Regions from separate parts of the Homo sapiens genome. Here region 1 is linked to region 2. A link is a loop called in an ENCODE intact Hi-C map of the cell type or tissue named here. Cell type or tissue: B cell. All regions are shown on one strand. Links, peaks and the distances in the headings refer to the core of each region. The heading gives the core; the rest is flanking DNA. Region 1 overlaps LMTK2 (lemur tyrosine kinase 2). Region 2 overlaps LMTK2 (lemur tyrosine kinase 2).

Evidence for each region. A loop is a pair of places that touch in the nucleus more often than their neighbours do. Peaks named below come from ENCODE experiments on the same cell type or tissue, not always from the same donor. Only the 100,000 strongest peaks of a DNase experiment are listed, where the experiment ranks them.
Region 1: it touches region 2 in a loop (9-fold over the local background); 4 of 110 quality-filtered maps call a loop at or near these places.

What each region holds. Positions count from the first base shown.
Region 1 is chr7:98,126,434-98,139,008 of GRCh38, forward strand. It overlaps LMTK2 (lemur tyrosine kinase 2), which reads left to right. Exons shown (of 14, transcript NM_014916.4): 2 at 10,882-11,009. Among named protein-coding and RNA genes, the nearest start is that of LMTK2, 26 kb to the left of the region's middle. RefSeq lists enhancers at 5,958-6,458, 7,018-7,067. In B cell, for the core only: no CTCF peak of the experiment used is centred there; DNase peaks (open chromatin) are centred at 5,608 and 6,938; H3K4me3 peaks cover 697 bases; H3K27me3 peaks cover 659 bases.
Region 2 is chr7:98,197,128-98,209,702 of GRCh38, forward strand. LMTK2 (lemur tyrosine kinase 2) reads left to right here. Exons shown (of 14, transcript NM_014916.4): 12 at 6,447-6,579; 13 at 6,817-7,059; 14 at 8,337-12,511. The coding sequence ends at 8,365. Among named protein-coding and RNA genes, the nearest start is that of BHLHA15, 8.0 kb to the right of the region's middle. RefSeq lists an enhancer at 6,466-6,645. In B cell, for the core only: no CTCF peak of the experiment used is centred there; DNase peaks (open chromatin) are centred at 5,524 and 6,374; H3K4me3 peaks cover 1,357 bases; H3K27me3 peaks cover 454 bases.

The DNA.
Region 1 (12,575 bases), core at 5,507-8,006, 69 kb before region 2:
GAACCACCATTCAAAGCTGTTAAAGACATGGAAGTGCCGTGGATGACGCCATAGCTCAGCTCTGCCAGCAACTTAACCAAGGTTCCAGTTCCGGAATATCCAGCCTTTCATTTCTTGGGGTGTGGGGGCCCAGTCATCTGGCAGAAGTCATTCAAGCCCGACATTCTTTTGGCCACACCGTGCTGCCTTAGATGAGCTTTTCTGTAGTAGTCTCCATCCTAGTTAGTGTTTTAAAATGGGAATGAAATGGCACTTTGATAACAAATTTTAGTGGAATAGTCTGAGAGAAACCAGCAGCTTCGTATAAAATGATCTCATTCACAGGTATTTAATTAGCACTCAAATTATATAACCTTTCTGCAAGTGTGAGGGAGCAGTTGGGCTGGCTGACCTTGAAAATCACTTTTGAACAGAGGAACTCTTCCCTGTCTGTGATTAGCACACAGAGCGATCTGTTTCTCTAGGCTGTTGAGATTCTGGCTTAGGGTCTTTGTGGTATCTCTGATTCATGAACGAGATCATCAGTGCACTCTTTACTGTTGTGTGTGACTGAGTATATTTACTGCCACGCTTCATTTCCCTTTTCCTTTCCTATATTAGAATACCTGAGGGAGATTCTAGGTTATTTAATGTTCTTATAAATAGATATATTGTTATATTATGGCAAAGAAAACACTTTGTGACTTAAAATTCTGTGTACAGGAAACCTTGATGATAGATGGGTTTGTAAGTTTGAGGCGTTAAATAAAAATGTGTGATCTGCAATAATTGTTCAGATTTTTTTCCCCAAGTAGTGTGATGATGATTCATTTTATTAAGTCTCTGGGCTGCAGTGCTACTTGTCAGGGTGTTAGAAGAGGAAGACAGGCTTAGTGGTCCTAACGTGCTAGGAGAAAAAGGCCCAAACGATGTGTTTTAGAGATGGGCTTTATGTTGGGCCCATTTGGAAGGTTGCTGGCCCTTAGCTTCCCTCAGTTCTATGAGTTTTCTTTGTCTAACCTTTGTCTAAGTAGCCACCATTGTTAATTTTCAAGTAGGCACAGAATTCTCCTATGCAAATTCCCTGAGGCAAGAGGGTCTGGGCAAAACAGAAAACAGGCGAGATGTGTAAGGACCTGGCCCTTGCTTTACACTTGCTTTTCCAGTTAGAAGGCAGGATGCCCTCATGCCTGTGTCTGTGCTGTCAAGGATGGACCCCTGCCAGTGGGATTGGCTTTCTTCAATTAATGCATGGACCAAGTATATGTTAAAATAACTAAAGGAGTGGAATTGGAGTGTTGCTAACACAAAGAAATGATCGATGCCTGAGGTGACGGACACCCCAAATACCCTGATGTGGTTATTACACTTTGTATGCCTGTATCAGAGCGTCACACATACGCCATAAATATATACACCTATTTGTACACTTAAAAATAAAAAATTAAGGCTGGGCATGGTGGCTCATGCCTGTAATCCCAGCACTTTGGGAGGCCAAGGTGGGTGGATCACCTAAGATCAGGAGTTTGAGATTAGCCTGGCCAAGATGGCGAAACCCCGTCTCTACTAAAAAATACAAAAATTAGCTGGGTGCGGTAGCAGGTGCCTATAATACCAGCTACTTGGGAGGCTGAGGCAGGAGAATCGCTTGAACCCGGGAGGTGGAGGTTGCAGTGAGCCAAGATCGCGCCACTGTGCTCCAGCCTGGGAGACAGAGCAAGACTCCATCTCTAAATAAATAAATAAGTAAATAAATAATTAAAAAGGTGAAAAGATTAGTAAATTGACACAGTGCTAGGGGCTGAGTTTTACCCCTCCATGTACCTCAAACTATAACTGTATTTGGAGATAGGCCTTTTAAACAGGTGAGTCCTGAGGGCGGGCCGTAGTCCATTCTCACTGTTGTCCTTGTAAAATGGGGAACTTTAGACACACACAGAGACACCAGGGATGCACACGGAAGAAAGCCCCTTTGAGAATGCAGGGAGAAGGCTGCTGTCCACAGGCCAAGGAGAGAGGCCTCAGGAGAAACCAGCCCTGCCGACACCTAGTCCTCTAGGACTGTGAGAAAGTCAAGTTCTGCTGTTGAAACCCCCAGCCTGTAGTATTTTGTTTTAGCAGCCCTAGCAAACTGATACGCGCAGTGTTCAGACTAAAACAAATTTAAATCACATCTTAGATGGCACCAATTAAGATTCCTGTTTTGTTCCTAAACACACGTTGGCATAGAGGTCCGAGGGCTGTGGCTCTGCCCGTGTGTGGGGCTTTCTTCTGAGTCCTGTGCTCCAGGGGCTCCCTGGGGAAGAGGCTGCCTTTGGATTCTCGCTTTGCCTGCACTGAGTAGAATGCACTGATGGCCTCCAGTAAGATGAGGCTGTGCGAGAACATGGTGCGTGTGGGTAAACACCTGTTTTTGAGGGAGAACATAAATTGGAGGAAATCCACTTTTTGAGATAATGTATTTCTTAATAAAACACCTTAGTTAGGCAGCTGAAGCAAAATGGGTACATGTTTGTGGGAGTTCTTGGGGCCCTGGGGAGTAAGCATCTCACCACTCCAATACAGTGTATGTCAACAGTGGGAAAATGTCCCGAGTAAGAGTGTAAAATTGTTGAAGGATGCTTCTCTTATAATCTTATTTGTTTGACCCTGAAAACGTAAGTTTATTATTATTATTTTTGAGACAGTCTCACTGTGTCACCCAGGCTGTCACCCAGGCTGTAGTGCAGTGGCACGATCGCACACCACTGCAGCCTTAACATCCTGGGCTCAAGCCATCCTCCCACCTCAGCCTCTCGAGTAGCTGGGACTACAGGCTCATGCCACCACGCCCGGCTAAGTTTTTGTATTTTTTTGTAGAGACCCAGGCTGGTTTTGAACTCCTGAGCTCAAGCACTGGGATTACAGGCATGAGCCGCCGTACCTGGCCCATAAGTTTATTCAGTTTTGTTTTGTTTTGTTTTGTTTTGTTTTGTTTTGTTTTGTGATAGGGTCTTACTTTGTTGTCCAGGCTGGAGTGCAGTGGTGTGATCGTAGCTTACTTCAGCCTTGACCTCCTGTGCTCAGGTGAGCCTCCCAAGTAGCTGGGACTACAGGTGTGTGTCACCGTACCTGGCTGATTTTTCACACTTTTTGTAGAGATGATGTCTCACTATGTTGCCCATGCTGGTCTTGAACTCCTGGGCTCAAGTGATCCTCCTACCTCAGCCTCCCAAAGCACTGGGATTACAGGCGTGAGCCACTGTGCCTAGCTCGTAAGTTTATTCTGTGATCCGGTAGGTTGGTTATGGTTTCTTTCTGTTGTTGTTGTTTTTCCTGTTTCGTTCCCTTGCTTGCTTATTTTCCCTCGCTTGCTCATGCCCCTTCATCGCTCTCTAACTTTTTTCCCTTTTTCTTACCCCGACTTCTACCTGAATGCTAGGCGCTGGGCTAGGCTCTGGGGAGTCATTGGTGGATTATACAAGCCTGGCCCGTGACCCCATTCAGCTTGCAGCCTAGTGGGGAAGGCATATGGGCATTTGCAACATGGAGTGACAGATTCCATGGGCCGATGCACGGTAATTGGGGGTGCACAGGCAGGGACTCCAACCGCGGGCCTCAAGGATGGTTTCTGAGTTGAGCTCTGATGGGCAGGGATGAATGAATGGTGGGGGCAGGGGAGCATGTCATGTTAGCGTCTCTGGGTGGTGGAAGATATGAGAATGAATTGGCAGAAGATCCATCTGGAAGGATGGAGAGAGGGTCATCATAGCTCATAGTAGAGAGCTGGCGGGGAGTGATGGAGTCGGGGCTGGGAGGTCAGAAGTAGCCAGGCAACGTTGGATGCTGAAGCCTTATGAAGGAATTTTGCCATTAGGTTAAAGATGGCGAGAAGCTGGGGGTACAAAATTCATCAAATAGGAAAGGATATAGCACCTTTGTGCTATACCAACAAATAGGAAAGGATATAGCACACTCTGTCCCCCAGCCACTCTGTTTCTGTCCTTGCAGGTAGCTGCTGTTATATGTGCACCTACTGGTCTTTGGCTCTTCTTTGTTTTTCCTTGTTTTCATTTAAGCATCTGTCCTAGAGATGGGTTGGATGGTGTTCCCCCTAAATTCATACGTGGAAACCCTAACCCCAGTGCCTCAGAATGGGACCTTATTTGGAGAGAGGGTCTTTACGGGGATGATCAAGTGAAAATGCGGTCATGAGGGTGGGCCTAATCCAGTGTGACTGCTGTCCTTATATATAGGAAGAGGAAATTTGGACACAGACACACGTAGAGGGGAGATGATGGGAAGAGACTTAGGGAAAAGGCAGCCAGCTGCCAGAAGCAAGGAGAGGCCTAGAACAAACCCTGCCACCACAGCCCTCAGAAGGAGCCCATCCTGCTGCCACCTTGATCTTGGACTTGGAGCTTCCAAAACTAGAGAATAAATTTTGGTTATTTGAGTCACCCAGTTTGTGATACTTGATTATGACAGCCCTAGCACGTTAATGGCCATATCAAGAGTAGGCAAGAATATGGATTATAAATTATGATATCTGCTTTCTTCCATTTAAACTTTTAAATTCATTTAATAAATGAAAGCTTCAAGCATGCAAGACATAGATACTGTAATGAATTCCCACACAGCTTCCACCCAGCCTGAATTAGCTGCAGCCCATCTTTCTTCATGCTGCCCCCGTCCACTTTCTCCACGCCCTCGTGCTGTTTGGAAGCAAATTCCAGACATCATTAAGTAGGTCACTATCTCCAAAAGATAAGGACTACATTTAAAAACAAGCACATGACCATTATCACTCCAAGGAGAAATGAATTACATTTTCTTAATATGGTCAGTTAGTGTTCAGATTTCCAATAGCCTGAAATGTCATAGTTTTTAAAATAGGTTGAATCATGATTCAAATAACATCCATATGTTGGAATTGGTGGGTAGGTCGTTTAAGTCTTTTAATGTTTGCCACTCTCCCTCTCTTCATCTCTTTCTTTTTTACATTTTCCTAGGCTTTTCTCCCCAAGTGTTTTTCACAGCCTGTGTTTTGCTGATTACATTCTTGTGGTGGTATTTCACATGTCTCGCTATTCATAATGTTTCCTATACATTGACATTTGGATCTAGGTGGTTGATTAGATTCAGGTTTGATATTGTTTTTGTTTGCTTGTTTTGGGCAGTACTGTTGCATAGGTGGTGATGTGTTTTTCTGTCAGGAGATAATGTCTGTCTTTCTGTGTTATCAGCTATTGATATAAATTTCATGTGTCATAAAATGTTATTTTGGATTAAAAATACGATTTAAAAACGTGAATTCTTAATTATTCTTAGCTTTCAGGCCATACCAAAACAAAAACTGTGGGCAGGATTTCACCCAGTGGCCACAGTTTCCTGATCCCTATTACCCGAAGAGAGCAGCTGCTTAGACCACAGGGGTACCAAAGTTCAATGTTACAAAACTGTGATACATTGTTTTCTAAGGTAGTTGTGACACCAGCAGTGAATAAGCAGCTCTACTTCCTGAACCGAGGTCTTTACATTAGCAGTTCACTTTAAAAGAAACCAGGGCTCTTTGGGGAAATGATTGATAGGAGGTTTGAAACAGAAACTATAAAAGATGAGCCTGGAACAACCCAGGGAACAAGAACTCCACCCAGGCCTGCCGGGACCCTGTGGGAGGGCTTGGGAGCAAACCGCTTTAGAGGCCCTGCTTGCCAAAGACAGGACAATGGGAGTGTCAATCAGAACAACCACAACGGATGGAAGCCTGTGGGTGCTTTAAATCCATTAGCTCATGATGATACCACAAAACAGTGACAGCAGCTCTCTGAACTGGTCACTGCCAGAGGATGCTAGTGAACCAACTTTTTTTTTTTTGAGACGGAGTCTCACTCTGTCGCCCAGGCTGGAGTGCAGTGGCGCAATTTTGGCTCACTGCAACCTCTGCCTCCTGGGTTCAAGCAATTCCCCTGCCTCAGCCTCCCGAGTAGCTGGGACCACAGGCGCGCGGCACCACGCCTGGCTAATTTTTTGTATTTTAGTAGAGACGGGATTTCACCATGTTGGTCAGGATGGTCTCAATCTCCTGACCTTGCGGTCCCCCGACCTTGGCCTCCCAAAGTGCTGAGATTACAGGCGTGAGCCACCGCACCCAACCACCAACTCATTTTTTAAAAACTGGCAAAGAGAAAGATTGAAGTATCTAGTCTGCCTTTTCCTTATGACTTGAACCACTGGGTAACCAAATAGTAAATGTGAGGAAATTTCTCTTTATAAAAGCATATCCACTAGTGACTGAACAAGGAATGACAACATTAGGATATCCAGCATTTTGTAATCCCTAATGGATCTAAATATTGATCATCATTTCTTTTTATCTGTGGCCTTTAATTTTTTTTTTAATTGAATCCCAAAATGGCTTCACAGACAACTCTTTAGTTAATTACATATGGGTCCAGTTTCATCTGAGGTTCTAGAGATCGTGAATCAGATAATTGGGCTGGAGTTATAATGGTTGAATTAATAGGTGGTATTCCTGGCTTACCTTGAGTCATTACTGAGAAATTGCATTCTCCAAATTACCTGTCTCTAAAACAGATAATATGTACCTACCTCTTAGAGTTTCTCAAGTTTTCTGCTTATTGAATCAAGTTCTAGGTAGCTATTAAAATGCTTTGAAAACTATTAAATGAAAACTCACAGAATGTGCTGTAGACATGCCGGGTGTTTTTTAATCAGTGTCTTGGGGAAAGCATACGTATTCCGCCAGACCTCATGTGGTGCTTGCTCTCAATTTGTGATGGGAAAAGCTGCCTAAATGTATGGTGATGCCTGTTCTTGATGTTGTTTGGTAGATGACTGGCTCGACGTATGCCCTTCTCAGTGCTGTAGGCTGCATGTTAAAGCTGCCTTTCTTTATCAGGTTCTAACAGCTGCAGTCAGGAACTGTGTCAGGGACTGGTTTCTAGTTTGACCACGGCGGTATAGGGATTTTATTTGTGGTTCCTCAAGTCTAGAATTTACTTCCTCTCTGTGGTTTCTGCAAACCCATCTCACCTTCCAGCCTATGTTTGATTTCCTCATTTTATGGAAGTTTTTTTTTTTCATTGCTAAATAGAGTTTTTTTTTATAGCACAGTGCTTTTGGATTCATCAAAAGAAAAATACTTTAAAGTTTTAAAAAGGGGTAACTAAAAATGTCTACTTGAAGCTACCTAGTCAATTTCTGAGGCAGTAGTTTTAATGGGACTGTTAGATACTGAGGTTGAGTAAGTGTGGTTCACACTGAGGAAATCTAAGGGAGAGTAGGTGCCCTGCAGACCCTAGCAGAAGTAAGTGTAGCAGAGAGCTAGGGCAAAGCGTGGCATAGTTCATTGGTCTTAACCTGGTTATACTCTTCATACCTATCTAGTGACTCACAGAGGACACTTTCATGAATCAGATAATTAGGCTGGCATTCATACAGTCCTTATCCAGTTCTGTAATAAATAAGTAGTTTGTGATGCTTAAAAAAACAAAACAAAAACTCTGGGTGCAAGAGAGGAAAAAGTAAGTCAAGATCAGCTATGTGGAGTTTGAGGAAGTATAAACTACCCTAATTAATGACAGACTTGGGTTCAAAGGACAGTGGGCTGTTTTTAAGTGTTAAAGGTTAACCACATAGAGGCAGAGCAGTGGGGTTTCAAGGAAAGCGAGGGAGCTTGCACCCAGCACACCTAAACTCAGTCTGGCCTGCCACTGTCCCACCTGGGTTCATGGGCATATCAGTTTCTTCATCTGTGACGTGGAGCTGGTCGTATTACCTCAGAGGTATTGTGACAGCCAAATGAAATAATGCTGTATTTTATCAAATGTCAGATGAGGTTGATGATAAGTCACACCCTTAGTTTTGTACCATTAAAAAGAAGAAATGCTGCCAGTTAAGCTAACTTGAAGTGTGAGATGCACCTGAAATTCAGAGATGCAGTGGACAAACTGTGTGTTATTTTTTCTTTTTATTCTCCCTTACAATCCAAATGCGTCTTTAAAAACAATCAATAAAAAACAGTGTACGTGAAAGCGCTTTGCTTTCCTCAGGAGTCAAATTTAATTTTTATTATGTGCATCGGGAGTGAAGCACAGTTCTTCAGAAATAATTCCAGCAGTCTGGCGCAGTGGCTCATGCCTGTAATCCCAGCGCTTTGGGAGGCTGAAGTGGGTGGCGCACTTGAGCACAGGAGTTCAAGACCAGCCTGGACAACATAGTGAGACTCCCATCTCTCAATAGAAAAAAAAAAAAAAGAAGAAGAAATTCCAGTGGGGAAGCACAGGCTTCTTGTCTGGATGAGTGAACAGCTCACTGCAAGGAGGAAGAGAAGAAAATCATCCTTCTTGGTCTTCATAAGAATTGGCTCTCAGTGCCTCAAGCTCCTCACTTAGTTTAGGTTTTCCAAATGGACACAAGTGTGTCTGTGGTTAGGGAGTTCTTGTTCTCATTGAAAGTTGACTTCCTCCAGATTGGTTTCAAGAGGAAGCACCGAGTTACCTCCTGTGTTAAATGTATGGGCTTTCCTCTGTTTTAGACTTTGTTGATTTAGAACTCGGAGATTCTCAACACCCCTTGGTTAACTGTATTATTCTTAAGCACAGACTGAGCCCGCATGTAACAATGGTGTTTCAGCATTGCTTTCACAAAGGGACCTTTTGTTATTGAAAAAGAACTTAGTTCTGTTTGCAGTTCATTTTAGACTTCCCTGATCTTCACTGAAGCTTATTTTAGATTCAAGAATGTGTTTTGCTCACCTAGGAGTTTGGGTTAGTTTTTCCTCTCTTCAAGTACCCTAGCTTCATTTAAGAAAAAAATAACCTCATTAATTTATCTCTCTGCCTTCCTTTTGGTGCATTTGAACACTTAATTAGCCATAGATGAGGATTTATTTTTATTTTTTATTTTTATTTTTTGAGACAGGGTCTTGCTCTGTCACCCAGACCGGAGTGCAGTGATGTGCTCACAGCTCACTGCAGCCTCCTCCTCCTGGGCTGAAGCCATCCTCCCACTCAGGCTCCTGAGTGGCTGGGACTTCAGGCACGTGTCACCACGCCCAGCTAACTTTTATTTTTATTGCTATTTTTTGTAGATATGGAGTCTCATTTTGTTGCCCAGGTTGGTCTCAAACTCCTGGGCTCAAGCGATCCTCCCACCTTGGCCTCCCAAAGTGCTGGGATTACAGGCATGCTCACTGTGCCTGCCATAGATGAGGATTTTAAGGAAAAGTTTATTTCTCAGTAAAACTCCAGTAGCTGAGACTTTAATAGTTTGCTCTAACAAAGAAAAGGTTCACAACTATCCTAGTTGAATAATATGTTTTCCGGATAATGAAGAACTTGCTAAAAATAAGATGTAAAAATCTTTATGCTCTAGATAGGGATGGGAAAAGGCCAGGCGGTAAAATATTTTAGGCATTGTGGCTCACAGGCAGTATCCTTGGCATATTCTTTTTTTTTTTTAAACAGCCCCTTAAAGATGTAGAAATCATTCTTTGCTGGAGAGTCAGGGGAGGCCCCCCACGCAACAGCAGGCCTCAGGCTGTAGTCTGCAGGCCGCCTCCCTCCCTGCTTATCATGACCAGAGCTCCTTGGAGCAATGGCTGGTTCTCAAGCAGAGTAGGGAAAATATGAGGAGCCTGGAGCTTCCTGTCGTGCCCGGAAGTAAGGAAGAGTTGGAGAAAAAGGGAAGGATGGGGCATGCCAAAAAGATCCAGTAGTCACCTTGGTAGAGCTCCCAGTGACAAGGCTGGAATCGTTGGAGCCACAAAATAAGTGATGATGACTTTGGATTACAGCCCGGAGAATAAATATCCGTGAGTCCATAAGTATATACATGACTGAATAAAATAAATAAGGGGAGGAGAGGGGACCAATCTTCCTTACAGAATTCCAAATAACAAATGTAGAAGAAATGAGGGAAATAGAAAATCACCTTCCAAACATCACAGTAGTAATTGCTGTAGGCAAGATGCCCTGACAGATGCAGAAAACTGGTGTGCAAGACCTGAAGGAGAAACAGGCAGTTGCATAGCCTCAAAGTTTCTTCCCCTGATATTACTAATTACTGGAGGGTTTTTAACCTGTGTCTACAGACTCTACTACTCCTCCCTCCAGGAAGTACAGCTTACGTCCGTTCCCTGTGGGCCAGCATTGCTTTCGAGGAATAGAGTATGAGAAGGGAAAGGTAGGCCTGCAGTGGGTTGGTGACGCCTGGTGGGAGCCACCTGGCCCATGGGATCAAAGTCACCTCACCAGGCATAGGTCATGCGCCCTGCTGTGCAAGCAGGACAGTTCACCCCACTGGAATTCTCTAACTCCTTCCCAGGTAGCCACAACCTTGGTCTAATCCTGAGAAGACATTGGGTGGCCCAGATTGAGAGACATTCCACAAAATAACTGACCAGCACTCTTCAAAAGTGTCAAGAGTTATGAAATGCGAGGAAAGACGAGAAGCTGTCAGAGACTGGAGGAGCTGAGGGGCATGTGGTGATTAAATGCAACGTTGGTAGTTTGGATTGAGTCTGAAAAGAAAAAAGGACTAAAGTGGAGAAAACAGTAAAATCCGAATAAAGCCTGAAGTTCACTTCATAGCCTTGTTACCAGTGTTACTGTCCTAGTTTTGATCAGCATACTGTGGTAATGTACGATGTTAGCATTAGTGGAAGCTGGGTGAAGGCTGTATATGAACTCTCTGTATTGTCTCTGTAACTCCTCTGTAAATCTAAATTATTTCAAAGAAACAGCAGCTTCTTATCCTGGATGGATCATCAGCTTTTTCTCGAGCATTATTTTATTAACCCTTACACCCATTTGTATGTAGAGGAAAATATATTGATTCACTAATTAAAGTTGATTTTGGAATGTACATGTTTTTAATATTATTTATCTCTCTTTCCAGGGGAGGCGCCACCTGCTGCAGAAGTTTCCTCATCTTTTGTGATCCTGTGTGTGTGCAGTTTAATAATATTAATAGTGTTAATTGCAAACTGTGTATCCTGCTGTAAGGACCCAGAAATAGACTTTAAGGTGAGCACAGAGGGTAGGAACATTTAAAATGGTCTTCCAATATGTTTTTCAATAGAATAACTGGATAGCACAGTCCTTTGGGAACAGGATCAGCAGATTTTTTTTCTTCCCCTAATGGCCAAATAGTAAATATTTTCTACCTTAGTGAATAGTAAATATTGTGGGCCATACAGTCTCTAAAACAGCAGCTCAACTCTGCCAGGATAGACACTGTTACCAAATGGTCATGGCTTTGTGCCAATAAAACTTTATTTACACAAATAGGAGGTTTGGATTTGGTGCATCAGCTGTAGTTTGCTCCGCCTCTGTCATTGACAATAACCACTTGCCTGTGGTGAGTTGAGGTTCTTGCTGAGTGAGGAGTGAAGCGTGGTGATTGAATTCACTGTTGTCCGTAAGGGCTATGAGGAAGAGCAAGATGATTGTTCCCCTCCACCCCGAAACTTCTGTAGACTGGTGAATTTGTGGTCACTGAGATTACTGAGGCAGAGGGATCCCCCAGTGTGTTTTGTGAAAGAGGAAGATCATTGAAACCTCAAGTTCCCTAACAGGGAGGAGGAGGCTGCAGATTGTAAAGTCCTGGCCAGGGAGGGTAATAGAGAAGATCTGGTTATAGCAGCAGACGGTGGAATGGACCAGTGAACCAGCCAGGAAGGCCTCTAGAACTTACTGCATGCCTGCTGGAGTGCATTCGGCCTATGTAAATACTTGTTATAAAGGAATACATGGGGGGGAGAAGGAAGGAATGTGGCGTGCAGAGAAAATGGTCCTTAATGTCACTCCCTGTTGACCGCGCAGGGCTGGCCCAGGAGCCTGGAGGTCCAGTGGTTCAAATTGAGGGAAAAAAAAGGTCGTCTTCTGGCTAAAGCCTTGTTTTCCCTGGACATGGGGCCCTGGTCTTTAGAACCTCATGGCTGTTTTTGTGTGCTGTCTTTACCCCAAGCCTTCTAGTAGCGCTGAGGAGACACACAGATGTGCTGTTTTCTTGGGTCAGCACTGGCCGTATACACACAGAGGGCTGAGAACACAGGAGGGTGGTTGGAAAACACTAATGGAGATCAGTTCCTTTAGAATATTTTGCCCCAGACCTGTAGGGTTTTACTCACAACATCAGTCCCTAGGCCTTAGAACCCCTACACACACTGCTATGGCGCCTGCTGACGGCACTAGTAGTAGGGGCACAGTTGTCGGTGGACAGTTTGTGTCCCTTGCTTGTTAGTCTTGCTGTGGGACTTTACACAGAAACCTGGCCATTTCAGGACAAAGATAAAGCCTGATCAGTGTTGCTGATACTGAAATCCAGTCTCCATCTCACATTTCATGATGCCTCATTCTTGCCTTAGATCATGCAAAGCTTTTTGAATCTCAGGATTGAATGCGGGAGTTCATTTGAGAGCCAGGAATCTGTGTTGTTACCAAGCTTCCCCCGGAGATGCTGGCGCAGGGGCCGCAGTGTCTTAGAGGACTCTCCAGCTCTAGAGTCTGTGTGACTGTGTAAAGAGTATTTCCATCTGTGATTTATTGGCTTTCTCTAGATTTAAAGCTGTGCAGTTTTAGAGCTGATGG
Region 2 (12,575 bases), core at 3,995-6,494:
TTCAGCAAATACTTAACCAGCACTTACCGTGTAAAGTAGTAAAGGCTGGTGAACAGTCTGTGGGTGCCAGCACCTTTATTATACATTGAGTCTTGTTTTGCTTCCCCATGTGGGGGTGGTTGTCACCATCTTCATGGAGAGGACCCTGAGGCTCAGAGTAGGTAAACTTTGCACAGGGTCTGGCCCCAGTGAGTAGCAGTGCTAGGGCTTGACCCAAGTCTCCTGGACCGAGCACAGAACTTTTCACCACTGAGCCCTGCCACCTCTTGCATGCACCTTTACAATCTGCAGCCTGGCATCGCATTCGACTTTTAGCACTTGCGATGTCCTTCCTCAGTGCACAGTGTTCTTGAGACAAAAGTAGCGGGTAATGATGCTTACTTGCAATTAGTGCGACAGGGTTCCCTCCAGCCTGATCCGTCATACTGTAAACAAGCACTGAAGGCTGGGCACAGTAGCTCATTCCCATAATCCTAACATTTTGGAAAGCTGAGGCAGGAGGATCGCTTAAGGCCAGGAGGTGAGACTGGTCTAGGCAGCATAATAAGAACCGATTTTTAAAAAATTGGCCAGTTGTGGTGGCCCGCACCTATAGTCTCACCTGCTCAGGAGGCTGAGGCAGGAGGATCGCTTAAACCCAGGAGTTTGAGAGTGCAGTGAGCTATGATTGTGTCACTGCACTGCAGCCGGGATGGCAGAGTGAGACCCTGTCTGAGAGGCTCCTGCTCTCCAGCTTTGAGGAATAAACATTCAGGGCTCCACCTAGGTTTTTTTGGTTGGTTTGGGTTTTGTTTGTTTGCTGGCACTGTCTTTGGTTTTGTTATCAGAGTAATTAATGCTGGTCTCATAAAATGAGTTGGGAAGTATTTCCTTCTCTGATAGTGTTTGGAAGAGATTATGTAGATTTGTTGATCTTTCCAAAAAATTGCTTTTGTTTTCATGGATTTTTTTTTCTTTTCTCTTTCGTTGATTTCTGCTTTGTCTTTATTATTTCCTTCCTTCTCCTTGCTTTGAATTTATTTTGCTTTTTCTAGAAAAGCTTAGAATTCGAGACCTTACTTCTTTTCTCCTTTTTTTTTTTTTTTGAGACGTCTCACTCTGTCGCCAGGTTGGAGGGCAGTGGCGTGATATCGGCTCACTGCAACCTCCGCCTCCCGCGTTCAAGCAATTCTCCTGCCTCCACCTCCTCAATAGCTGGGATTACAGGCGTGTGCCACCGCGCTTGGCTAATTTTTGTATTTTTAGTAGAGACGAGGTTTCACCATGTTGGCCAGGATGGTCTCAATCTCTTGACCTCATGATCTGCCCACCTCGGCCTCCCAGAGTGCTGGGATTACAGGCCTGAGCTACCGCGCCTGGCCTCTTTTCTCTTTTTTTGAGACTGGGTCTCGCTCTGTCGCCCAGGCTGTAGTAGTGCAGTAGTGCGATCTCTGCTCACTGCAGCCTCCACCTCCCAGGCTCAAGGGATTCTCCTGCCTCAGCCTCCTGAAGTAGCTGGGACCACAGGCGCCCACCACCGTGCCTGGCTAATTTTTGTATTTTTTGTTTCGTCATGTTGCCCAGGCTGGTCTCGAATTCCTGAGCTCAGGTGAATCTGCCTGCCTTGGCTTCCCGAAGTGCTGGGATTATAGACGTGAGCCACTGCACCTGGCCTCTTCTTTTCTAATAATTTAATGCTATAAATTTCCCTTTATGTACTACTTTAGCTGCACCCAGCAAATTTTAATGTGTGAGTTTTCGTTTTCATTCAGATCAAAAAGTTTTTTGTAAGACTTCCTCTTGGGAGCATAGATTAACAAGTATAGTTTAATATATTAGTTATAATTAATAATTACTAATAATTGGTTAATATAGTTTAATAAGTATATTGTTTAATTTCCAAGAGTTGGAGATTTTATTGTATCTTTTTGTTATTAAATTTTAGTCTAATTCCATTATGGGCAGAGAACATATTTAATATGGTTTCAATGCTTTTAAATTTGTTAAGGTTTATCTTAGAGCCAGGATATGGTCTTTCTTGGTGAATTATTCCATGTATACCTGAAAGAGTGTGTATTTTGGTTTTGGTGGGTGGATCGTTCTATAAATGTCAGATTTAATTTGTTGATGGTATTAGTTCTTCTCTGTCATTGCCGATTTTTCTGCATACTTGTTCTATTACTCAGAGAGAGGTTGTTGAAGTCTCCAGCTGTGATTTTTAGATTTGTCTATTTCTCTTTTCATTTCTGTTTATTTTCGCTTCCTGTATTTTGCAGCTCTGTTGATGCATATACATTGAGGATGATGATGTCTTCTTGCTGAATTGACCTTTTTATCCTTTCGTAATGTCCTTCTGTATTCCTTTGCCTTATATTCATAGAGCTGCTCCAGCTTTCTTTCTTTTTTCGGAGACAGTCTCACTTTGTCACCCAGGCTGGAGTGCAGTGGTATGATTTTGGCTCACTGCAGCCTTGAGCTCCTGGGCTCAAGCAGTCCTCCTGCCTCAGCCCCACAAGTAACTGGGACTACGGGTGCACACCACCACACACAGCTAATTTTTGTATTTTTTGTAGAGATGGGGTTTCACCATGTTGGCCAGGCTGGTCTCGAACTCCTGAGCTCAAGCAATCCGCCCGCCTCGGTCTTCGAAAGTGTTGGGATTACAGGCGTGAGCCACCGCTCCTGGCCACGTTGTTTTGGTTAATGTTTGCGTGGTGTATCTTTTGCATCCTTTTACTTTTAATCTACCTGTATCATTATATTTGACATGAGTTTCTTGCAGATCTTATAGTTAGATGGGGTTTTTAAAACTCTGTTCTGAAAAATCTGCCTTTTAATGGTATGTTTAGATCATTTACCTTTAATAAAATTATTGATATTTTGGATTTACGTATACCATTTTATTTGTTCTATTTTTATTTCTATTCTTCCTCTTTTTAATAAATTGAACATTTTTAGTATTACATTTTTCTTTTTCTTTTTTTTTACACTGTTCTCTTTGCGTAGTTTTTGTAGTGGTTGTTCTGGGGGTTACAATGTATGTATTAAACTTCTCACAATCTACTTAGAATCTGTATTTGCATATTTCAGATGGAATGTGGAAACCCTACTGTCACTTAGGCCTTTTGCCCTCCGTCCCCTTCTTGACATGCTCTTCTATGTTGCATACATGTACACTGATAACTCCTCAGACAGTGCAACACATTTGACTTTCTGTCATCAAACACATTCTAAGAAACTCAAGAGGAAATGAATAGTATTATACAGTTGGCCCTGGAGCAACATGGGTTTGAACTGTGTGAGTGTACTTATAACATGGCTTCTTTTCAACCCAAAACAGATCGAAAGCACAGTATTCTCGGGATGTAGAACCTGTGTATAGATACGGAGGGCTGACTTTTTGTATATGTGGGTTCCGCAAGGCTAACCACAGGACTTAGTATGCACAGGTGTGGTTATGCACGGGTGGTCTTGTCACTGATCTCTGTTCAGATCGTTTCTGGAGTTGTCCCTTGGTTTCCAAGAAGTGGTGGTTCCATAATTTGGATACCATAATTAGAGGCTGCCCAAGTGCTTTATATGAAATGGCATCATATTTGCATATAACCTACACACATCCTCCTGCAGACTTTCAGTCATCTCTAGATTACTTATAATGCCTCATACACTGTAAATGCTATGAAAATAGTTGTTATACTGTATTATTTATTTTGTTGTTGTTGTTGTTGTTGTTATACTGTTATTTCTTATTTGTGGTTGTTTCTGAATGTTTTCTGTCCTGGTTGGTTGACTCTGAGGATGTGGAACTCTCTGATCTGGAGGGCCTCCTGTCCTTCTGTTCTTTTTCATTATTGATGTTCTAGGTTTCCTTCTGGAACCCTTTCCCTTCTAATTAAAGAAATTTAACTAGCTTTTCTTTTCTCTCTTTTTTTTAAAAACCCATTTTTTTGCAGGATTCCTTTTATTTTTAAATAAATTCTCTTAGTTTTTTTTTCCATCTAAGACTATTTCACACTCATTCCTGAAGCCTGTTTTCTCTGAGTGTAGAATTCTGTGTTGATAATTGTTTTCTTTCAGCATTTTAAAAATGTATCCCTTCCTTCCACCCTCCACGGTCTCTCATGAGAAATTTGCAGTCACTCAGATCATTCTTCTCCTAGAAGTACAAGTGGAGCGTCCCTTATCTGAAATGCTTAGGACCAGAAGCATTTTAAATTTCTGATTTTTTCAGATTTTGGAATATTTGCATTATACTCACCAGTTCAGCATCCCAAATCTGAAAATTTGAAATCCCAAGTGCTCCAGTGAACACTTTGGGCGTCATGTCAGCGCTCAAAAGGTTTTGGATTTTGGAGCATTTTGGATTTTTGGTTTTCCGATTTGGGATGCTCAAGCTGTAATACATGTTTTATCCCTGGCTGCTTTCAAATCTTTGTCTTTAGCTTTCAGCAGTTTGATTATGGTGCATCTGAGGGTGGATTTCTTCGTGTGTGTGTTTTGTTTTGTTTTGTTTTGTTTTGTTTGAGACAGAGTCTTGCTCTGTCACTAGCTGGAGTACAGTGGCACGATCATAGGTCACTGCACCCTTGAACTCCTGGGCTCCAGTGATCCTCCCTCCTCAGCCTCCTGAGTAGCTGGGGCTACAGGCGTGCACCACCACGCCTAGCTAATTTTTAAATTGTTTGTAGAGACAGCATCTCACTGTGTTGCCCAGGCTGGTTTTGAACTCCTGGCCTCAAGGGATCCTCCTGCTTCAGCCACCCAAAGTGCTGGGATCACAGTTGTGAGCCACCCCACCTGGCCCAATTTCTTTGTATTTATCCCGTTTTTGTTTTGCTAAACTTAAATCTGTAGTTTTGTATCTTTCACCAAATTTAAGAAGTTTTCAGGCATTCTTTTCTTCTAGTACTTTTTCTGCCCCACGCCCTGTCTCCTCTCTTCCTGGGACTCCAGGGTTAGACCCTGTGTATTCTCTCATAGGTTCTGAGGCTCTGGTCCTTTCTTCCTCCAGGTTTTTTTTTTCTTGCTCTTGTTTGGATTGGGTGATTTCTGTTGCTCTGTCTTCAAGGTCCCTGATGATTTCCTTCGTCATCTCCATTATGCTGTTGAGCCCATCCATTGAATTGCTAGATTTTGGTTATTATACTTTTCTTTTCTGAGTTTTGCTTTTTGTCATTCTTCTTATCATCTGTTCCTTTGCTAAGATTTTCCCTATTTCTGTTCATGGTAAGAGTGTTTCCCCTTAGTTGTAGGAGCATTTTTATAATAGTCCTTTTTCAGATAATTCCAACATCTGTGGTACGGTGACACTGGCACCTGTTGATTGTCTTTTCCCAGGTAAATTGAGGTGTTCCTGGTTTTTGTATGTGAAGTAATTTTAGCTTTTGGATCCTCCTATCATGTTAGGCAGTCTGTGCCATGTGTAAATGCTGTGAATCATGTTGATACTTTTACCTTAGCAGGCCTTGACCCGGTGGGTGCAGGCCACAAGCTCCAAGCAGCCTTCTGTGGGTTGTGGTTTCAGTGTCAGCTCCCAGTTCCCCTTTCAAAGCCTTCGCTGTGCTGTTTGAACCTGCCCCACGTGTGTGCCCCGCACCCCACCCCGGTCTCCCCTGAGGTTCATTTTCAAAGCTTGGGTGTGTTCAGAGTCAGATCTACCACACACAGCCCAGGAGCCCCCCAGCAACTTCATCGGGTCACCTTTTTGAGCTCCTCCCTCTTCTGTGATGTCCCTGATACTTGCAGTTCTTTGGGCCTCTGCTTTCTGGTCCCCTAGCTAGAAAGTTGAGGCTTTAGTTACACGATGTGCCATACTTCCTGCAATCGCACGCGCATCTGGAGCCAAGCAGTGGGAGGACAGAAGGGAAAAAAACTCAGCGAGGGTCCCCTCCCGCTCGTGATCACAGTCCTCCAGTGGAGAGGAGGCTTCATGGCCCTCAGGATTATAGGCAGCTGTTGCCCCAGGATTGCTTGAGACTGGAGAGCAAGAGAACAGAGAAAAGAAGAAAGCTGGAATTCCCCCTTCTCTTTCTGAGCATCAGAAGACCCCCTTCCTGCTCCGAAGCCAGAACCAAGGGCTTCTCCTGGAGCACTGTGTCCAGGGCAGTGCCCACTTTGGATTCCGGGCTGACCTGAGTCCAGGCGGGGGATTGTGGAGGAGAAGCCGACACACTTGTTGCTGGTGGGTGGCACCTTGAGCACTGCCGCTCGTGCCCGCCTGCCTGCTGCTCTGCGCTTCTCTGCAGCCTCAGAGGGCTGCTTCATGCCTCTGCCGAGGTCAGAGCTGCAGGCAGAGGGAGAGACAGGGCCTAGTGTCTGTCCGTCCTCCCAGGCCTGGAGCCGCCCTTGTCTTGAGACGCTTACTTCTCAGTCGATGAGTCTGATGCGCCTGCCAGTGGGGAAGCGGTCACACGGGGGGTTCCCGTGAGCAGGCCTTTGCTGACAGGAGTTTCTGTTTGACTTTTCAGGAGACCCCAACCAAAGAGCTGGGGCCCTGTGGAGGAGAGGCGTGCGGCCCGGACCTGAGCGGCCCAGCCCCAGCCTCAGGCTCTCCCTACCTGAGCAGGTGCATCAACTCCGAAAGCTCCACCGACGAAGAAGGTATTTCACGTCATTGTCTAGTTTTAAAGGAAACTGAAAAATTGAGTAATGTAAAGGTTTTTTGAGGGTAACTTCCCATGTTGCTTTAATGACGCCCCCTGACATGGGCACAGAACTGCCATCTGCCAGCCGGGCCGGGCTGTGTCTTCCGACCTGCAGGGCGCACCTGCCCAGAGGCTCCCCCTCTCCCTCATCACGCAGTGATAAAAAGGGTGGGGTTTTATTTTTTATTTCTAGGTGGTGGCTTTGAGTGGGATGATGACTTCTCCCCAGATCCTTTTATGTCAAAGACAACAAGTAACCTGCTCAGCTCCAAGCCTTCTCTCCAAACATCCAAGTACTTTTCTCCGCCGCCACCGGCCCGGAGCACGGAGCAGAGCTGGCCGCACTCGGCGCCTTACTCCCGGTTCTCCATCTCTCCCGCCAACATTGCCAGCTTTTCCCTCACACACCTGACCGACTCGGACATCGAGCAGGGCGGTGAGAGGCGCTGCGTGCTGGGGATTGGGAGTGCAGGGTCGGGGGTGGGGCGCTGCAGCTGGGAGATGGTGGTTTTGCAGGCCTGATAATCTCATGTCTTCTTCACATTTGCTGAGTAGATTACAAACTTGTTTTTATAAAACTCCCATCATCAGCTGGGTGCAGTGACTCCTGCCTGTAATCCCAGCTACTCAGGAGGCTGAGGTGGGAGGATCAGTTGAGCCTGGGAGTGTGAGACCAGCCTGGGCAACATAGTGAGACCCCATCTCTAAAAAAAATAAAAACTAAAAAATTAGCTGGATGTGGTGGTGTGCACCTGCACTTCAGCTACTCAGGAGGCTGAGGTGGGAGGAATGCTTGAGCCCAGGAGTTCAAGGCTACAGTGACCTATGATTGTGCCACTGCCCTCCAGCATGGGTGACAGAGCAAGACCCTGCCTCTAAAATAAATAAATAAAACTGCCAGCATCCTGAGTGTGCTCTCGGGGCCATGCCCCCTGCCTGTTGTGGTCACTCTCAGGCTCGTTACCGGCCACCCTGTGGGGCCAGGCTGAGGCAGAGGGGCTCTGGGTCCCAGGAACGCCCAGGCTGCGCGCCATCTCCTCTTTTTCTCCTGTGGCTGCATAGTCCCTCCTCCGCACTCTGTCTCCTCCTTTCCCAGAGAGAACCTGCTCTTCAGCAGGCTCGTAAGAGCACTTGACCCCTGGACTTGGGACCAGCCCACATGCCCTCTGGTGCTGCCCCTGGAATGTTGGTTTTGCTGCTGAGTCTTGGTCCTGGTGTGGCTCCCGAGGGCGGGGTGGGGTGAATGGGCAGGGGCCATTTGAAGTCGAGGTATCTGAACATAGGGAGCCTTCTTTCCCCGTCACTAGATTGAAAGATAAAGGTTAATAGGCTCATTTTTTGATTGGAAGTTTACAGATCAAATAATAAATATGGAATACAAAGAGGCTTTATTTCCCTCGGCGCTAGGCTTCATTTGTGCCGATTAGATAACACCTGCTATCTGCCAGTCTGTCGGGGCAGATGTGTGGATCCCAGCTGACTTCTTCTGCACCCTGACCCTTAGCGCCCAGCGGGCATTTGAGCCTAGCAGATGTGGGAGAGTCAGGCAGGGGCTGCTTCCGAAGGAAAGGACAGGAAGGGCGGCTCAGGCGGTGCTGGGCTCAAAACACCCGCTTCCGTTCCTGTGGTGCAGCGCACATGCCATCCACGCCATGCCTGTCTGATCATTTTAAAAACCCAGCTTTGTCGTCTCGCTTCCTCTCTCCTCAACAGGAAGCAGCGAAGACGGAGAAAAGGACTAGGTGGCTGCCAACGCGCACGCTCGGGTCCGAGGCTGCTCCCCTGGAGCGGCGCCCCTGCGCCCTCAGCCCGAGCAGCGACATCCACTCGCCATTTGCTGACATGAGATTGGGAGGAAGAATCCAGAGGTGAAGAGGGAGACGGCTCTTAGCTGCGTTCAAGGCGGGGCCCTCGGGAGCCCAGGTGCAGAGCGAGGCCGTGTCCAGGAGCCGGCGTCCCTCAGTGCCCCGTGCACCCGCGGCCGCGGCCTCCCAGGCAGTGCTCATGCGCTGGCCGTCGGGGGAGGCAGGGGCACAGCCTCCATGTGCGCGCGCGTGTGGAGCTGTGTGCACCGCATGTGTGCTTTCCACAGGGGCGTCTCTGCGTCCACGCCTGCACATCCCGGCGCACGTGTGGGCACCACAGAGGACACGTGAGGGGAATGGTCACCAGTGAGCCATATTTATTATTTCTAGAGAAATCACGAACTGCTTTCTGTAATTGCACTGTGGATAAATGTTCCGAGAGTCTCCATTGTTGTACAGGATCTTCAGTTATTCGAGGGGAATGAGGCAGGTCAAGCCGATGCTAGCCACTAGTTTGATTTTTTTTCTGTTTTATAGTTTGCGCTGCATGGTACTTGTGAAGCTTAAATATTTTGAGTGTTCTACTGTGTCTAGGATTGTTGGGATTGTACATATGGTACTCTTTCATAAATGATAAATGATTCTGAATGTTAGTGTTTTATGTTCATATAGGAAATATTTTCATTGAGTCCAAAATACCACTGTTTTGTTGATGGACTTGAATGCATTTTTGTCTCTTCTTGATGAAGCGGCTTTGCCGCAGCAAATGAGGCTTCTCTCTGAGGAGCTGAGAGGTCTTGCAGCCTCTCCTTGTCATTCTCCCACCCCACATCCCATTTTTTAAAGCCCTTTTGGTAAAAACCAACAGGTTGTGGCCGCAGACCTCAGATGGACCCGGCCCATCCCTGGGGACGTGCTGGCGTGGCAGGTCCAGAGAGCTGCACCCTGCACGGGGCACCGCACCGCTTCCCTCCGCGCAGCTCTTCTGCCTGGTTTTCGGAGGCCAGGCTGCTGGGAAGCTTCCGTGTTCCTGTCAGTCCTTCCTTCAAGAAGCCGGGGAACTCAGGCAGACTCATCTCCGCAGAGCATACCAGCCGTGGGGGACCGTTCGACTTGATGATGTGTGCACACTTCAGGTGGTGGGGACTTGAGCTTTAAAAAAACCTCCACAGCCGAATCTTCTCCTCCGAGCCACTCCACGTCACGTCCAGCTGGGCCTGGCCAGTCTGTGGTTATCCATGTGGGATGAGATAACACCACATCCTGCAGCTGTGAAGGGGGATGGACAAGGGACGACGGCCGACGGCAGAGCATCAGCAGCCGACACATAGTTCGGGTCGGGGCCTTGGGTGGTCCTGCATGGCCCGGGACTCATCTCACGGACCCTCCGTTCTGCATTAAGCCCCAGGTTCTCTTCTGGCTTTGAAAGGGCCCGAGTGCTCCCAGTGTAGCTTCGTCACATCGTCACGAGCCCCTGTGGTCATGGGCGACCTCACACCTCCCTCCCTGAGTTCTGCTCTGACATAAGGAAGTCCTCGGTGGCTGGTGCAGCGCGGCTGTGCTGTGCTGGGGAGGCAGCCGTTCCTTCGGGGGTCCTTGGGCCTGCAGTCCCCTCATACTCACCCTTCACCCAACATATTTTCCGGTGCTGATATGTTTCCAGACTCCAGCGCAACCTGGGGTGCTCTCCAGACCCGTGCAGGGGCCGCCTGGGGTACACGGAAGGAAGTTGAGTCCTAGTGCAAAATGCAGGCGGACGTTGCCAGAGAGTGCGCAGCAAATGACCTTCATTGCCAGTTCCACCCTACTCCTCTCATTTTTTATACTAAGCAATAACTTTCCAAAGCAAGAAGTTCAGGATGGAGAGAGTCCCCTCCTGTGTAGGCATGGGGTGGATGCGGTGCCCACCTGGGCTATGTGGGGAGCACCACTGTCTCGGGATGCGCGAATTTTTTTTTTTTTTTTAATTAACAGGGCATTAGAAGATGATTTTGCCAAAATTGTCATGACTCTGAATTCTTGCTGTGGGGACTTCCTGAGTTTTCTCAGTTTTTACATCTAAGATTAGTCTTGGCTGAAGAGAAATGAGACGTGATTATACTACTTTTTCAATTGCAGGTTTAAGGAGTTCAGATTTAATGACCAAAGTCATACAGATCATGGAATCTGTCGTCGTCTTATACAGTGTCAGCCTCGAGTACATTTATTAACCTTTTGGGGCTGTCAGTTTTCCACTAGGATTAAGATTTTGGCCGGGCGCGGTGGCTCACGCCTGCAATCCCAACACATTGGGGGGTCGAGGCGGACGGATCACTTTGAGCCCAGGAGTTCAAGACCAGCCTGGGCAACATGGCGAAACCTCGTCTCTACTAAAAATACAAAATATATATATATATATATATACTAGCTGGGGCACATAGTGGTGTGCACCTGTAGTCCCAGCTGCTTGGGAGGCTGAGGTGGGAGGATGGCTAGAGCCCAGGAGATGGGTGTTGCAGTGAGCTGAGACCATGCCACTGTACTCTAGCCTGGGTAACAGCCAGACCCTGTCTCAAAAAAAAAAACAATTTTTTTCATAACATAATTCCCATTTTTATTTATTTTGAGTCACTCATAATTAATTGCCAAAAAAGCATTTTATACATTGAGTTGGGGGGTAGTGGATCTTAGTGTGGTGTTGCATGGAGGGGCGAGATTTTATATTTATAATCAACACGTGGGTTAACATGTTTTTTTGAAATCCAAGCAATACACAGGAAATTTAAGTAGAATAAAAATTGCAGCCCATTTTTGAAATGTCAGCATGTGCTGTGTTCAGTTCAGGTTTTTGTTGTTTGTTTTGTTATTTTTTAACTAATAAGTTGGTTATCAGTGGTGGGTTTTCAAAATGTACTTGTTCTAATAAGTTGTACAATGAACTAAATCAGTGGCATTCTCTAGATAATGTGGGGGAAGGTTAGAATATTTTCTGGCCTTCTATGGGGTAGCAACCCAGAATCAATCTGAATTAGTCCTGTTTTGGTGGAGTTTGTACATTTTAAATCCTATAACAAAAATAATCTAGTTTTCATTTCCTTACTAGCTAGATGCGAATTTGTCTTTTTGAATGACCCTGTCAATAAGCCAGAAAGGGCAACCCAGAAAAAGTGCTCCCCACATCCTTCTGAGACTTGGCCTGTGTGTGTGGACGAGAAGCCATTCACCGTAAGGGTGCAGAAAGCTCGACCAAGCCGAATTGCAAACAACGTTCGTTCTATTTTTAAATGTACAGGTTCGATCGTTTCTATAGAAATGGGTTTATCTAAGAAAAGTCTTGGTTTGTCTTGCTGCTGTAAAAGGCCTTTCCAAACCCCTCCTTTTATTCCTGTTTCCCGAAATAAGGTATTTGTAGAGTTAAGGACCTACTGCATGCCTGTCCCCAGGGCCCCGGTGGAAGGAAGGCAGCGCCTGCTCTTCCTTAACTCAGCCCATCATCTGAAAATTCAGAAGTGAACCAAGGGTTAGACGCCAGAGGTTGGGCTTCTGTTAGAGTGGCTTCAAAACATGAGCCTTATGGGAAGTAGCCTTAAAAAAAGAATGGGTATACGCAGTGACTTCCGATGGAAATCTCCAAAACAATATTCCTAAGTAGCAATGGGGTTGGCTCAAGTCTTTATTAACAAAGAACATTCTCTTTCATCTATAAAGAAATTCTTAAAGATGCATTGACAGTGTTGAATTACCAACAGCCTGTGAAGATCAGTTTGACCGGTGTGGACACGTGCTGGTTAAGCACTCAGGCCTACGTGGGCCGAGCGGGATCTTGATCATGGGGCTGGTGTATGGATCCACCGTCGGATTCCGTCTGCAGAGGAGGACGTAGGGGGCCGTCACACCCACCAGGCCTCCCTGCTGTGCTTTAACACAGGCAGAAGAGGTTCATGGCAATATAATAGTCAATGAACTTTCAGTTTAAATTGTGTACATTTTTAAATTGTAAGATTTTTACTGTATATTGATGCATAGTGTGATTCAATAAATTGCTTGTAATTTAAAAACTATTTAATATTCAAAATAAATATAGTTATATATTTATAAACTCTGTTGGCCGCGTTTCTTCTGTGTTTTGTCCACCGTGCAAGGGCCACCTGGGTGGGTGGCCTGGCCC